2 separate regions of the Homo sapiens genome follow, and region 1 is linked to region 2. Evidence: read pairs that join two places in POLR2A ChIA-PET (ENCODE). Cell type or tissue: A673. All regions are shown on one strand.

Region 1 (8,000 bases), 120 kb before region 2:
GCATCCCCAAATTGGGAGAGATTGCCAAGTCAGTTGCCATTTTGCCTTACTTTTACCAAGGACTAGCCTACAGGTTCAGTTTTGCTCTTGACTTTGGCCCTGAATTGAGAACTGAGTCAAGAGAACAGAGTGGAAGTATGGAGACAAAGCCAGCAGCTTTACTCAAAAAATATATATGAGTCTAGTATTTTTTTTGTTTTTGAAAGACATGTTACTGAGCCCAACCCAGTCAGGGATCACTGAATATTGGGTTAAATAAAACAATAATGTTATTCATGTGTTTGAAATTAATGTTTTAAAGAACCACGCACACACTTTAAAATGTAACTGGATTTGCTATATAGGCCAGAGAAATATGGCTGTTACGATGAAGGCGTAACTTCTCTGGTTCTTGATTATTTACACCATTAGAGAAGAATGCAAATATGAATAGCTCAGAGTAGTTTAACTTTGAAGTGAGAGTTTATATGCACCTTTATATGTGGGATAACTGATGTCTTTGGAATAGACTTCAAATGAATGATAAAAACACCTGTAAAGTGATAGGACCTCTACTTTTTCTCATGTCCAATGTTCAGTTTCTTATAAACCAGGCATGAAGAGAAACAAAAAGTAATTAATTCTCCAGATCATGAAGTTGTCTTCAACCTAAGCACAGAGGTATAATAATTACATTTCTCAGAAGTTCCCCCTCTGTTTTGAGTCTCAAGGGCAATTGAGATGTCAGTGAGGCTGTGATTAAATGTATTGGATATTAGAGGATTTTAAATACAAACAAGTATTATAGGTGTTACCACTGACCCCGAAGGTAAGATTTACTGTGAAAATTTATAATGCAAGGAAGAATGATCAAGTTGGCTGTCAGAACAACAAAATATTACAAACCAGGATGTCTAAGAGCAGAAGTCCGTGGTTGCCACCTCTCAAGCCTCTTAGCTTAATCCAATCTAGGATGCATTTCCACTCTGCAACAAACAGTATTTATTTTTGCCTTATTTGCAGATAACAGTTTTAATGCAGGTACTGCCCATGGATTAGCTTTGAGCAGTGTCTTTTTGCTTTGGTTTTTTTATTTGTTTGGTTTGTTTTGAGACTGAGTCTCAGTCCTCCAGGCTGGAGTGCAGTGGTGTGACTTTGGCTCACTGCAACCTCTGCCTCCCGGGTTCAAGCGAGTCTCCTGCCTCAGCCTCCCAAGTAGCTGAGTCTACAGGCGTGAGCCACCATCCCCGGCCAAGCAGTATCTTTTTGCTTTGAAAGTGACTTACATGTACATTTGTTTTCCTTGTGAATGTTTCTTTTTAACTGCAAACTAAGAAACATTGAGCCCAGCATTCATATATTTGCAAACTCTGTCTTACTTAATTTCTCAGTTTTTTTCCTCAGAAAAAATGAAATTCCTTTTCTTTTTTAAATTTATTTTTTCTTTATTTTTCTTTATAAAGTGAAGAGTAGGTAGCATGAATTCCTCTTGCCCTTTGCTATTTCAGTCTGGCATCAGTAGCAATTGTTGCTATGTCCAGTTTTCATTCATGGATTTTTCTGGGATTGAAGATGAGTTCAATGTTGATTATTTAATTGGGCAGTATAAGTAAATTCATTGGCTCTCCTTCCAGTTTAGTGAATACTAAATATCATCCATGATATTTTATACTTCTTACACTTCTGGAATCTAACCTGAAAATAGAAGTTGTAAGTCAGGGACGGTGGTATGTGCCTCTAGTCTCAGCTAGTTGGGAGGCTGAGGCTTGAGCCCAGGCCTTCAAGGCTGTAGTGCACAATGACTGTACTTGTGAATAGCCACTGCACTCCAGCCTGGGCAACATAGCAAGACTCCCACCCCTTAAGAAAAAAGAAGAGAGAAAAAAATAGAAGTTGTGGAGAGGGAGGAGGATGCTTGAATACTTTGACCGTACTTGGCATAATAGACATTTTGAGGGTTTTTTTGTTTTCTTAAAATTCCTCTGGATCAGTTTTCATTGTTTCTAGTAATTATATTTATCGTTAATGAATTCATATTCTGCTCTAGCCCCTAAAGATAGTTTGATATGCTAACTTTTGTTTTGCCTTTCTAGCTGCTAAGATAGATAATGGTTATTGCAAAATGCACGTTTTTAAATGGTCTCCAGTGTGGATTGCTTCTGAGCTGCTGATGGATTGAATACATTGAGAAGGAATGTGTCATTTGGAATCCAGGACCAGTCAGCAAGGATAACTGCCTGATTTTATGGTCAGAATGCTCTAACTCTTATGGCATACTGATGACTTTTTCTTCCATTTTCCAAAAAAGCAAGTTTTGTCAGTCTCAGTGTTTCTCTGATCTAGCTACTCACAATTCCATTCCCAAAGTAGTGACCTAGTTCTGTCACTTGGGTTTCAAAGGGAGTTGAAGTGTCACTGAGTGAGTACAGCAAACCTGTTTAATGATTTATAGGAAGCAAATAAAAAGAATTTTGTTTGCTAACCTAGAAGTATATCAGATTTTGGTTTCAATTTATAATTTTGCAAAATATAAAGACATTTCCTGGCTAACTCCATCCAGATGAATTATTCAGTATTTTTTCTCCTATCTTAATGAAGTTAATTTGAATGCTAATTTCCTATAACCAAGAAAACAGTTGAATTAAATAACCCTTATCTTTTAAACTTAAAGCTTATACTACTAATAATCATTTAACATTCACTTCCTTTTTTCTGACTTAATTGGTAGGTAAATAAAATACTTCAAATTTGATTGGCAAATTGGAAAATCACTTAGAACAATCTGCTAGTATTTTTTATTCCCTTTGTTTTTTCCTTTACACATTTGTACTGCAAAATAAATCAAGGACAAAGACTCACACTGAATTGATCAACTTGTGTTTGGTCTTCATGGGAATTACATCTTTTTTCCCCTCAACATTTATTAAAGGAACATACAGAATTTCAGACTATAGCAAACTAATACCTTTAGCTTGACTAAGAGTTGATTTTCGTTAAGGAACAGAACTTGTAATTTATTTCGACATACTTTAATGTATGACTCATCCCTGTTAAAGTTGTGAGACTCAAAACTACGCCCAAATCACTTAATTTTATGTCCTTCCCTGTTTACTGTGTCTGACCTTCAAGATTTCGTGACTGATGCTGAAATGGAAGCCAACCACTGCAGAAATTTGGGGGAAAATGAGATCTGAAGAATACAAGGGGAAGTAGGAATTCATTTCTAGCATTTCCAAACCTGCTTAATCGTGTCTGCTCCACCACAGTCAGAGGAAAAGACTGAGTTCATGGAAATTACCAGCTAAGCCTTACATCTGTCTTTAATGTTTTTAGGAAGTATACTGAAAAGGTAAGTGAGATGTCTGTTTTGAAGAAAGACTCTTACTGGGTACCTTAAAACCCGTTGTTTCCTATTAGTAAAGATGGGCAGCTTCTTTATTCCTAGCTTCAAAAAGCCTTGCCCCTGTTTGGTGTGTTTCTCAGTATTGTGGAGAAGGTAGTTTCTGAGCAAGGTGGTGCTTTTCCTCTGCTTCTCAGCAGCTAAGACAGAAATTGCACCGAAGTGTACAAAGGGCCAATTTTTGTTGTCCTGTTGTGCTCAAATCCTTTTTTTTAAAAAAGTTATTTCAATCAAGTCTTAGTTTTATTCCTCACTATATAGGAAAAAAATCTTTAATGCCTCAAAAGTTCCATTCAGCATTACATTTGCATTACTCTTATTTGCAGCAAATATGAGTAAAATTATAGGTTTTTAAAGGTCTCTAATAACATCCACTTATATTGGTTTTGTAGATAATCCATAAATTACCAGAAATAAATTATTCCACATTTATTACACACCCATGTAATAGATGTCGTGCCAGGCCCTGGAATATACTAATGGCATCACCTCATGTGGTAAAAAGACACATTCCGCCATCCTGGAGTATACAAAGGTAGACTAGCATATAGTTCATGTGCTCAAGGAGTTCATTTTTATTGACATGATACAGATAGAATTGTAGTTTAGGGAATCAAAATCTAATAAAATGAGGCTAATTCCATTTTCCCATTAACACTAATAACTAGTGTGTAAATCTGAATATGACACATTCTATATGAAAGAAGCTCTGTGTGCATCTACACTAAATACTCGTGTGTGCCAGGTACTGTTTTAAACTACGTATATTTTTTTAATTCTCATAACTGTTCTCTGAGGTATGTACTAATACTAAAGCTTATTGTTAAAGGAAGGCAGAAAAATTAAGTAACTTGGCCTAAGTTTGCATAACTGTGATCTGGGATCAATATTTGAACCCATACAGGCTGATTGCAGAGCCTGCACTCTTAATTTGAGTGTGATATTTATGTGCAGTACCTGGCTATAAGTACCCACAAAACGTTTCAAATTCTTTATAAAATTTGCTTAGTTAAAAAAGTACCAATTGCATAATATGGTTATAAGTCTGGTAGAAGTTAGGCTTTTTACAAGACATGCTGCTTACTGCACCAAGGAGGCAAGAAGGCTTTTTAGAGAGCCCAGAATTTCCTTTCCTCAACTCCTGCTTCCAAGACAGTCATTTTGCATGATAACCGTTTCCCCAAAAAACACAGACACAAAATTTAAAGAACTGGAACAGAGGAAGCAGAGCTTATCATAGTATATATGTTTAGTACCCTGTCACTTAGGTCCACCCCTCTTTCTTTGTGGATTGTGGACATTTTGTTTAACTGCTAAATCATGAGAATATATGACTGCTGAGACTTTTCCAAGGATTTTTTAAAAAACACATTAGGCTTTGTGCAGAAGTAAAGAAAAAGTGCTGTGAGAACCCCAGGTAGGTAATTTACTTTCTATTGTACTCATAGTTTGTTTGAAACCTCTTCACCTCTATCCCTTATTGTTTTATACTCTGTAAATCTGATTTTACCTTTAATAAACTTTTCTGAAGTGAGTGAGTTTTTTTTGTCTTATTTCCCATTAGATTCTCTACCTTCTTTGTTCACTTTACGTATGTTATTGCCACTCCCTTCAAAACTGGTGGTTTAATTAAAGTGACAGCATCTTCTATATACCCAGTACTGTTGAGGATTAAAAAATACATGTGTGCCGGATGTGGTGGCACACACCTATAATCCTAGCACTTTGGGAGGCCTCAGGCAGGAGGATTGCTTGAGCTAAGGAGTTCGAGACCAGCCTGGTCAACGTGGCAAAACCCCATCTCTACTAAAAAGACAGAAAGTTAACTGGGCCTGATGTTGTGCACCTCTCACCCCAGCTACTTGGGAGGCTGAGAGGTGGGAGGGTCACTTGATCCTGGGAGGTCAACGCTGCAGTGAGCTGAGAACAAGCCACTGCACTCCAGCCTGGGCGACAAAGCGAGACCCTGTCTCAATAGAAAAAAGAAAAAGTGCCAAGGCTTTGCTCCTAGTTCGGTGCAGGTTCCAACCAGTACTAAAACTTTGCAAATTTTTGAGGGAAAAACCAGAAGTTGTAGAATCAATATGAGCATTTAATTGTATAGCAAGCAATTGTGGCAGAAAAAATTCACCCTAGTGAAATCAAGTTAACTATTCTGTGAATGAGATTAACCAGAGGAACAATTTTGACCATGTATCTTTTAAATCACTGTTTCTCAAACTTCAGTGTGTATGGGAATCACCAGGGATCTTGTTAAAATGCAGATTTTGATTTAGTAGGTCTGGGGTCAACCTGGAGAATTTGAATTTATTTTCTCTTTTTTTAAAAGTAGTTTGAAATATATTTCACATACCATAAAATTCACTCTTTAAAACTGTCCAATTAACTGTTTTTTAGCATGTAGAGTTGTTCCACTATCACCATTCTAATTTCAGGACATTTTCACCGTGCTGAAAAAGAAACCTTGTACCTATCACTCCCCATCCCCCTCTCCCTTCCACCCTTTTCCCCTCCACCAGCATCTGGCAACTGTTAATCCACTTTCTGCCTTAATTTATATCTTCTGGACATTTCATAACGTTTTATAGACTTCTGTACCTGGCGTCTTTCACTTAGTGTTCAAGGTTCATCGATGTTGTAGCATGTATCAGTACTTCATTCCTTTTTGTGGCTGAATAATACTCCATTGTATGGCTATAGCACGTTTTCTGTGTCCCTGCATCAGTTTCCATTTTTTGGCTATTATGAATAATACAGCTATGAACATTTATGTACAAGATTTTGTGTGAAAGTATGTTTTCATTTCTGTTGGGAATATACCTAGGAGTGGAATTATTGGGTCATATGGTAACTAACATTTTAAAGAACCGGGAAACTATTTTCTAAGGTGGCTGGACCATTTGAGAGTGCATTCCTGACAAGCATCCAGGTGATACTGAATAGCAGGCTCTAGATTACATTTTGACATCTATCAAGAAAACAGGAACATGAACTTTAACTGAGTTCAGCTGCCAAAATCTGGCCAGCAGCAAAGAAGGTGGGGTGGTTTTGGTTTTCATAGGGCCTTGGTACCTCCGATTTTCTACCATTAGTCTTAATGTACCTGGGCTTATTGTTCTAGCCTTCGAACTCTTCATGTAAATTGATATATCTGCTATCTAAAAAAGAAAGAATATTCATTTTTAGTTGAAAGAGGCATTTCTAAGATGAGAATGGCCATACTGTCAGTGTGGTAACACTGTTTTTGATAGTGTCCTGAAAGCATGTTGATCCTTTCTAGGTGCCATCAGAGAAGGAAGGGTATGCTGGTGGAGCATGCACACAAATGATTTAATACATTGTAGTGCATGTTGGGATAGAGCAAAGGAGGGCAGATTCAAGGAAGACTTCCAGGAGACGAGTCCTGAACTCAATCTCTTAATTCATTCAACTAAGATTTAATGTAGGAGATCTAGATTCTGTGGGGGTTCAGATGAGGTAGGGATTACTTCTGTTTTATATGAGGTAGGATGACAATGGGGGTAGGTGGTAGTAGAAATTAGAATATTTCTTTGGGATGATACTTGAAGTAAGCCAGGATTTTAGATACAGAGGTATATGAGAAGGGTGTGTTCTAAGATGATAAAGCAGAAGGAACTAAAATACAGAAGTCAAATGGCACGACGTATACCAGCTGTATTTACTGAAATATGCCTAGAGGTGCTGTGTTAAGCCTCAGGTACACAAAAACATAAAACATGACCCTGCCTTCATAATTAGAACTCAAGTGAGATGTTTGAAGTGTAATACAATGTGATTTGTATGAAAAATCACATTGTGTGTGTGGTAGGAGGTATAGATTAGTTTTTAAGAAGGCGTAATTTTCTTGACTGGTGGTTGGTTCTGTTTGGTTTGACTCATGGGTGCCTGAAATAAAAGGAGTAGGAAATACAGATGTAAAGGTAAGTTGGGCTGTTATTTACTGTTGTTTACTTTGGCAGAAATGGTCTAAAAAACTAAGCATGTGACGAGTAATGAGAGGGGAGCAGCAGGAGTCTGAGTTTGGGTTCCTTTTCTTCCATTAGTTCCTGTGTGACTCTCCCTTGTGATCATTGATCTTTACTGGAGGTACAGAGTACCTGGTCTGGTCCTCAGTTTTAAGAAAATGAATTACCTAGTATACTCCAAGGCCCAACTTCTGTACCCCATAGTTGGAAATTGTCAGCTTTCCTACAAAGATTGATTTATGAGCTGCTCTTTAAAGCAACTTCTTATAACATTTTCAACCTTTTGACTGTTCACAATTAAGAGTCCTTCAATCTTTTCCCATCCCAATAGATGAAATGGCAAGACAAAATTTCCATGAGTTATATTGGACAGGTTTCTATGCATTACCTGTTGTTGCATAACAAATTACCCCCCTAAAACTTAGCAGCTTAAAACAAACATTTATTATCCTCTACAATTACTCTGGGTGAAGAATCCAAGAGTCACTTAGCTGAGTGATTCTGACTCTTAAGAGGTTGCAGGCTGGGTGCGGTGGCTAACACCTGTAATCCCAGCACTTTGGGAGGCCAAGGTAGGAGAATCGCTTGAGCTCAGGAGTTCAAGACCAGCCTGGGCAACAATAGTGAGACCTCGT
Region 2 (8,000 bases):
ATTTTTACAAAAAAATTTAAAAATATGGACTGCTTTATGAATTAGCATGTCATCCTTGTGCAGGGCACATACTAATCTTCCCTGTACCATTCCAATTTTAGTATTTGTGTTGTGGAAGTGAGCACTCTATTCCTGTTTTTATCTGGACAAAATAGTATTTTAAAAATGTATTATGGGCTGGGCTAACATGGTGAAACCCCGTGGCTACTAAAAATACAAAAAATTAGCCAGGCATGGTGGCAGGCACCTGTAGTCCCAGCTACTCGGGAGGCTGAGGCAGGAGAATGGCGAGAACCCAGGAGGCAGAGCTTGCAGTGAGCCGAGATCACGCCACTGCACTCCAGCCTGGGCAACAGAGCGAGACTCCGTCTCAAAAAAAAAAAAAATAAAAGTATATTACGTTATTAAAAACTTTATGATTGAAGTATATAATACATATACAGAAAAATGCATGTAAAAGTGGAATTTGATGTTTTTTTCCCACAAACTGAATATACCCATGTAAGCAGCACCTAGATCTAGATCAAGAAACAGCGTTACCAGTACCTAGAAGCCCCTATCCAGTTCCCTTTCAGTTCCTGTCTCCCCTCTACCACCCAGGGTAATCACCATCCTGACTTCTGACAGCATAGATTATTTTGCTCTTTTTTTGTACTTTTGTAAAAATTGAATCATATAGTATATATTGTTTGTGGTCTGGCTCCTTTTATTTAACACTAATGTGACCGTGCAAAAATTTTTAGTGGTTTTTAGATTTGGAATAAAATTCAAATTTCAGCTTTTTTTTTTTTTTTTTTTTTTTTTTGAGACAGTCTCGTTCTGTCGCCCAGGCTGGAGTGCAGTGGCGCGATCTCAGCTCACTGCAACCTCCACCTCCTGGGTTCAAGCCGTTCTCCGCCTCAGCCTCCCAAGTAGCTGGGATTAAAGGTGCCTACCACCACGCCTGGCTAATTTTCGTGTTTTTAGTAGAGACGGAGTTTCACCATGTTATGTTGGCCAGGCTGGCCATGAACTCCTGACCTCTTGATCCACTCACCTCAGCCTCCCAAGGTGCTGGGATTACAGGCGTGAGCCACTGTGCCTGGCCATTTCAGTTCTTTATTTTGACCTATAATGCCCTGTATAGCCCGTCTCCTGGCTACTTTTCGGGTAGGCAATTGGCATTTTATGCCAATCTCATTGCCCATTATGCCTCTGTTACGCTAACTTCTTATTTTTATTCTTATTTTATTTAATTTTTAGAGATGGGGTCTTACAATATTGCTCAGGCTGGTCTCAAACTCCTGGCCTCAAGCTGTCCTTTGGCCTCCAGAGTAGCTGAGATTACAGGCATGAGCCACTGGCCTTATTTATTTTTAAACTCAGTGAGCTGTTTCCTACCTCAGGGCCTTTGTATGCATGGCTCTGTCTTCCTCGAACACTTCTTTTCCCTGCTCTTTGCATGGCTGCCTTCATGCCTGAGCTTATGTATAAATATCAGGGATACTTTTTCTCATCATCGTGTCTTGCTAGTCCTTTCCCATTATTCCCTATTACTGGCTTCTGTTGCCTCCTTTCATAGCACCTATTGCAATTTATGATTATATATCTGCGTGCATGATTATTATGTCTTCCCTGCTAGATTCCATGAAAGCAGAGAACTCATCTGTTTTGTTCTCCAGTGTATCTCTAGTGCCTAACACAGTGACTGACATAGAGTAGGTATTTAATAAATATTTAATGGCCATATTCCCAATTCAGCACCTTTGGTCCCATTATCTTTTGTCCTTTCCTCTTATGCTGTTTAACTATTTAAATCTTTTCCACCCCTCAAGACTGAGCTCAGTTCTCCCTCTTTGAAGTCTATCATGGTTTTGCAACAGTTAATCTTTCTTCTCTAAAATTTTATAGCATTTATTGCCAGTACCACCTTGTGTTCATGGAAAATCACACTATCACATATCTTATTTTACCTAGTTGTATCAAAAGCTTCTTATTTTCTCAGAAATCTTGTAGCTTGTTATGCCAGTACCCCTCATATTTTTGGTTAACTTGACCAGCTTCTATTAATATCTTAATTAGCTAATTTGACTGGAAGCTTCTCGATCAGAAGCTGTTTTAGCTAATGCCCTCCTCAGTTATTTTCACTGGCACATAGTAGGTCTTTAGTAGAGTTTTTGATGACCAATGATATTTATGTATAGGTAGCAATTTTAATTTCTTAAGCTTATTAACTTGGATTCTTTTTATTAGAATCCTGCTTAGTATTTTCTCTAATCTAAAGGCCGGGAGTGCACCAACTGCTTCCGGCGATATAGAGACTATTAGGGTGTGAAAGTACAGGAGTCCAGTCCTAATGCCACAAAGCAGATTCTCCTTTGGAACTTGTCACTGGTGTAGAATTAACTATGCAGAGTTCCTTCTTAGAAAAAATGCTTTATCAGTGCTTGTTTAATGTTCTCAGATTGGAATTACTAACAGAAACAAGACACTAGGTAGTACTTTATTTGAATTTTCTGTTGACTAACATTTTATTTTGATGTCAACAAAGCAAATCTTGAGCCAATTAAATCTGCTTAAAGCTGCTTTGTCTGATGGGTAAGCTCTCTCAGTAGTTACTCTTCCTCTTGTGTTAAAGGCAGAAGAATGTTCTATAAGCCAATTTAAATGCAAATTTAAATTAGTAGCAACTTAGTTGATTTAACTCAGTACATATTTCAAATTAAGTGGTAAATTTAAATTAGTTTTTAGGAGGTACCTACTGTGTATTTTAAATCAGTGATTATTTTGGCTTTTCTGATGAAACTACATCAGAATATTACAGGGTAATGTAGTAATTGGTTTGTTTTTGTTTTTGTTTTTTGAGACGGAATTTTACCCTTGTTGCCCATGCTGGAGTGCAGTGGCGTGATCTTGGCTCACTGCAACCTCCACCTCTTGGGTTCAAGCGATTCTTCTGTCTCAGCCTCCCGAGTAGCTGGAACTACAGGCGCATGCCACCATGCCCAGCTCATTTTTGTATTTTTAGTAGAGACAGGGGTTTCACCATGTTGGCCAGGCTGGTCTCGAACTCCTGACCTCAAGTAATCCGCCTGCCTTGGCTTCCCAAAGTGTTGGGATTACAGGCATGAGCCACCGCGTCTGGCGTGATACTGATATTATTAGCCATTGGCTATGTGACAGGCACTATCCTAAGCATTTTTCATACATTAGTTTATTTACTCATTCACTCAACAAATATTTATTGAGTACCTATCATGTTTCAAGCTCATAATCTCATGTATTCTTCACCACACCCATGAAGTAAGTATATAGTTTATTATTTTAACCCCATTTTACAGATGAGGAACTGGTACACACAGAAGCTAGATATCCAGTGTCACAAGCTGTTGAGGGTCAGATACTGAGGTTTTTTAAAAGAATGCCAGTTAGTGACATCTTTGGCATGAATTAATTCTATGCTAGATTTTTATCTTTGGGAGGGGAGCAGTAATCAAATTTTTTTTTTTGAGACAGAGTCTCGCTCTGTAGCCCAGGCTGGAGTGCAGTGGTGTGATCTCGGCTCACTGCAAGCTCTGCCTCCCGGGTTCACGCCATTCTCCTGCCTCAGCCTCCCGAGTAGCTGGGACTACAGGTGCCCGCCACCACGCCTGGCTAATTTTTTTGTATTTTTAGTAGAGATGGGGTTTCACCATGTTAGCCAGGATGGTCTCAATCTCCTGACCTCGTGATCCGCCCTCCTCAGCCTCCCAAAGTGCTGGGGTTACAGACCTGAGCCACCGTGCCTGGCCAGTAATCAAATTTTGAAGTCTCTGGTAAACTGTAGTCAAAATGATTAGAACAGAATGTGATAAGCTAAACTGAGATTACTTCTTCTCTTACCCCCAACCCATCTCTTTTTTTTTTTTTTTTTGAGATGGAGTCTTGCTCTGTCAGCTCACTGCAACCTCTGTCTCCCGGGTTCAAGGGCTTCTCCTGCCTCAGCCCCCTGAATAGCTGGGATTACAGGCACCTGCCACCACAGCTGGTGAATTTTTGTATTTTTAGTAGAGACGGTGTTTCACCATGTTGGCCAGGCTAGTCTTGAACTCCTGGCCTCAGGTAATCTGCCCACCTCCGCCTCCCAAAGTGCTGGGATTAAACGCATGAGCCACCATGCCTGGACCCAACCCTTTTTTTTTTTTTTTTTTTTTTTTTTTTTTGAGACAGAGTCTTGCTCTTGCCACTCAGGTCAGGGTGCAATGGCACGATCTCGGCTCACTGCAACCTCCATCTCCCAGGTTCAAGTGATTCTCCTGCCTCAGCCTCTCAAGTGGCTGGGATTACAGGCGCCTGCCACCATGCCTGGCTAATTTTTGTATTTTTAGTAGGCAGGGTTTTGCCATGTTGGCCAGGCTGGTCTCGAACTCCTGACCGCGTGATCTGCCTGCCTTGGCCTTCCAAAGTGCTGGGATTACAGGCGTGAGCCACTGCGCCTAGCCTAACCCATCTTTTACAAGAAAAATTTCACAGAACAACAAACAATATGGAAAGTCTTTATTTTGGAAAATCGCAGTTTATTCAAACCAAGGTGAACCGAGTATAAAAAGATGAGTGGATATAAATAACCATATTAAATACTGTGCCTTCAGGGGCACTCTGGAAGCAAATATAATGGAAGTATGAGTTTAAATGTTTAAATTAGACAATTTCAGTTGTTTTTCATTACTTTTCAGTATCATTTGACTGCTTTTACACAGATCTGGTATGATATTTCACATTTCCAATTTTGTTACTATGTAGTTTCATAGTCATCTCTGGGGCAACTGTAAGGTATTATGACTGCCTTTTTTTTTAAAGAGACAGGTTCTCATTCTGTTGCCCAGGCTGGAGTGCGGTGGCTCAATAATAGCTCACTACAACTTTGAACTCCTGGGCTCAAGCGATCCTCCTGCCTCAGCCTCCTGAGTAGCTAGGGCTACTAGTGCATGCCACCATGCCTGGCTAATTAAATTTTTTTTTTTTTGGTAGGGGCAAGATTTATGTATTATTTTTGTTTTGTTTTGTTTTGTTTTGTTTTGAGATGGAGTCTCCCTCTATGGCTCATGCTGGAGTGCAGTGGCGCGATCTTGGCTCACTGCAACCTCCGCCTCCTGGGTTCAAGCTATTCTTCTGCCTCAGCCTCCTGAGTATCTGGGATTACAGGCACCCACCACCACGCTGGGCTAATTTTTGTATTTTTAGTAGAGATGAGGTTTCACTGTGTTGTCCAGGCTGGTCTTGAACTCCTGACCTCAGGTGATCTGCCTGCCTTGGCTTCCCAAAGTGCTGGTATTATAGGCATGAGCCACCGTGCCTGGCGAGACAGGTCTTGATATGTTACCCAGGCTGATCTTGAATTCCTGGCCTCAAACGATCCTCCTGCCTCAGCCTTCCAAGGTGCTGGGATTATAGGTAGGCACCACTGTGCCTGGCCTAGGACGGCTTTTTAAAAACAAACATCAGAACTCTCCAAATGGGAAGTTATTTTTTTTTTATTGAGACAGGGTCTCACTCTGTTACCCAGGCTGGACTCCAGTGGCATGATCACAGCTCACTGCAGCCTTGAACTCCCGGGCCCTAGCAGTCCTCTCACTTTAGCCTCCCTAGTAGCTAGGACTATAGGCACGCACTACCACATCTACTAATTCTTGTATCTTTTGTTAGAAATGGGATTTTGGCATGTTGCCAGGCTGGTCTGCAACTCCTGGGCTCAGTGATCCTCATACCTTGGCCTTCCAAAATGTTGGGATTACAGGCGTGAGCCACTGCTCCCTGCCTTGGAAAGTTATGTATTTATTTTAGTGACATTTCCAAATTCTGAAATATTTGGTATATTTCTTTTGAATTTGTCTTTAGAGCATATTACGTGTTCTTAATTCTGGTAAGTCATCATTGTGCAGGTGCTTATATTTAACTTTTGGAGATAGGAAAGTCTGGTGAAGGAAGTGAGTGGTCAGCATTGTTTTTGGCCACAAATGAAATGTTATTCTAAAAGGTGGAGACTAGCATTTTGTGTGTGTGTGAGGTTTGTCTTTGAGAATCCTATAAATGGCACGTCAAAAAAGTTTTGAGTCTTGGCCACATGATTGGAAGATGCGCCCAGTCATCCCAATCCTTGGAAGGTCTTACCTCCCAAGATGGCGCCATTGAATAACAGCACTTGTTTTCAGTGCTGAAACCTCTATAAAACAAATCATGGTATGAATATGACCCATATTACAATTAAATTGGAATTCTCTTAATGAAAACATTAGGTTGTATTAATGTCACTGTGATTTTATTTATAACGTTAATAAATTAATATTGTTAAATTTTGTCTAAGAAAGGAACATGTTTAGTCTGCTGACAGGCAAATCTGTGTAGGAACAGATTCGAACTGAAGTATAATTAAAGGGTGAAATGTATTTTTCTGGCCCACTTTCCAATGCTTTATTTTTTGTTTTTATTTTTTGAGACAGTCTCGCTCTGTTGCCCAGGCTGGAGTGCAGTGGCATGATCTCGGCTCACTGCAACTTCTGCCTCCTGGGTTCAAGCGATTCTCCTGCCTCAGCCTCCCCAGTAGCTGGGATTACAGGCTCATGCCACCATGCCTGGCTAATTTTTGTATTTTTAGTAGAGACAGGGTTTCACCATGTTGGCCAGGCTGGTCTCGAACTACGACCTCAAGTGATTCACCTGCCTTGGCCTCCCAAAGTGCTGGGATTACAGGTGTGAGCTACCGTGCCTGGCCGGCTTTATTTGCATAGGCTTTCTACAGATGCTGAAGAACTCAAATAGAAAAATGGTATCATTTACCTTGGTCTGACAGCATTTTTCTGTTTCTAAACATAAATCTCTGTTTTTATCTAGTTTCAAGTTAACTGGTAACGTTAACTGTTGAGATAAAGTTAATTTTTGGTTAAGTCCTGGAACAGCTTTATCAAAAATGTGCTGTTTTCCCAATTATCTGCGGGTATTTATCTGATTTAGGCCATTTTAGTGATTCACCAGTGAATGAGCAGCTCATTTAAGTGTTAATTTTTTTTTAGATGGAGTTTCACTCTTGTTGCCCAGGCTGGAGTGAGTGCAATGGCACGATCTTGGCTCTCGGGTTCAAGTGATTCCCTCATCTCAGCCTTCCGAGTAGCTGGGATTACAGGCACCCGCCACCACGCCTGGCCCATTTAAGTTTATAATTCAGATATTTTGAAGAATTCTTAGTCATTGAGGACTAATGATGAAACCAGTTGCTGACTTCTATATGACAGCTACAGTACTTAAGTACCTTTTATGTGTTTATTTAATCTCTTTTCAGCAACCCATTAGGGTAGATATTAATGAGGATAACTATTATTATCCTCATTTTGCAGAGGAAAAAACTAAGTCCCTAAGATGTGAGATCGGTTTGACCCAAGGTCAGTGCCAAGCTAGGATTTGACCTTGAGTTTACTCTTGAACATTACATTGTTTTAACACATAATGATTTTATGAACTGTGTACTGCCCTGTAAGTAAATGAGGTCAACATTGTCTTATGTTTCCTAGGATTGAAAGAAAGCCATTTTTAGATCTTGATGGACTTAAAGATTCATTAAATGGAAGACTTTACAGAAGTATACAGAAACTAGTTAAATATAGAAGATTCTTATAGAGATATTTAGAAAATGTAGTTAGGGTGTGTAAACAAAGTAATGGTCCCTGGTAGATTTAAATCAGGAATACCAGTTTTTATGCTTCTTGCCACAGCTGTAATGGAGTATAATATGATATATTCTTAGTGTAATTTGATAAAATTAGACATTTTCCAACATATGCGAAAATATTTTCTGTAGGAACTTGAGGACTTATCATTATGTTAGAATTTTGTTTTGAGACTAGATCCTAGGGCAGTTTTAAAGTGACTACCAGAATCTTAAAGACATGTGATGGAAAAATAGATGGGAGGACAGTTAATGGAGCAGGGAGAATTAATACGGAAATAATAAGGTAACTTAGAGGGAGAGAAAAGGAAAATAAAGGAAA

What was found. ChIA-PET counts read pairs that join two places held together with the same protein. Peaks named below come from ENCODE experiments on the same cell type or tissue, not always from the same donor. Only the 100,000 strongest peaks of a DNase experiment are listed, where the experiment ranks them.
Region 1: POLR2A ChIA-PET joins it to region 2 with 16 read pairs; 4 of 35 experiments call an interaction of 5 or more read pairs at or near these places.

What each region holds. Positions count from the first base shown.
Region 1 is chr1:23,278,222-23,286,221 of GRCh38, reverse strand. It overlaps LINC01355 (long intergenic non-protein coding RNA 1355), which reads left to right and starts at 704. Exons shown (of 2, transcript NR_110616.1): 1 at 704-1,112; 2 at 1,812-4,913. In A673, no CTCF peak of the experiment used is centred here; a DNase peak (open chromatin) is centred at 3,071; H3K27ac peaks cover 507 bases.
Region 2 is chr1:23,154,829-23,162,828 of GRCh38, reverse strand. The region is part of intron 1 of LUZP1 (leucine zipper protein 1); the gene reads left to right. It also overlaps the pseudogene RNU6-514P. Among named protein-coding and RNA genes, the nearest start is that of LUZP1, 10 kb to the left of the region's middle. In A673, no CTCF peak of the experiment used is centred here; no DNase peak of the experiment used is centred here.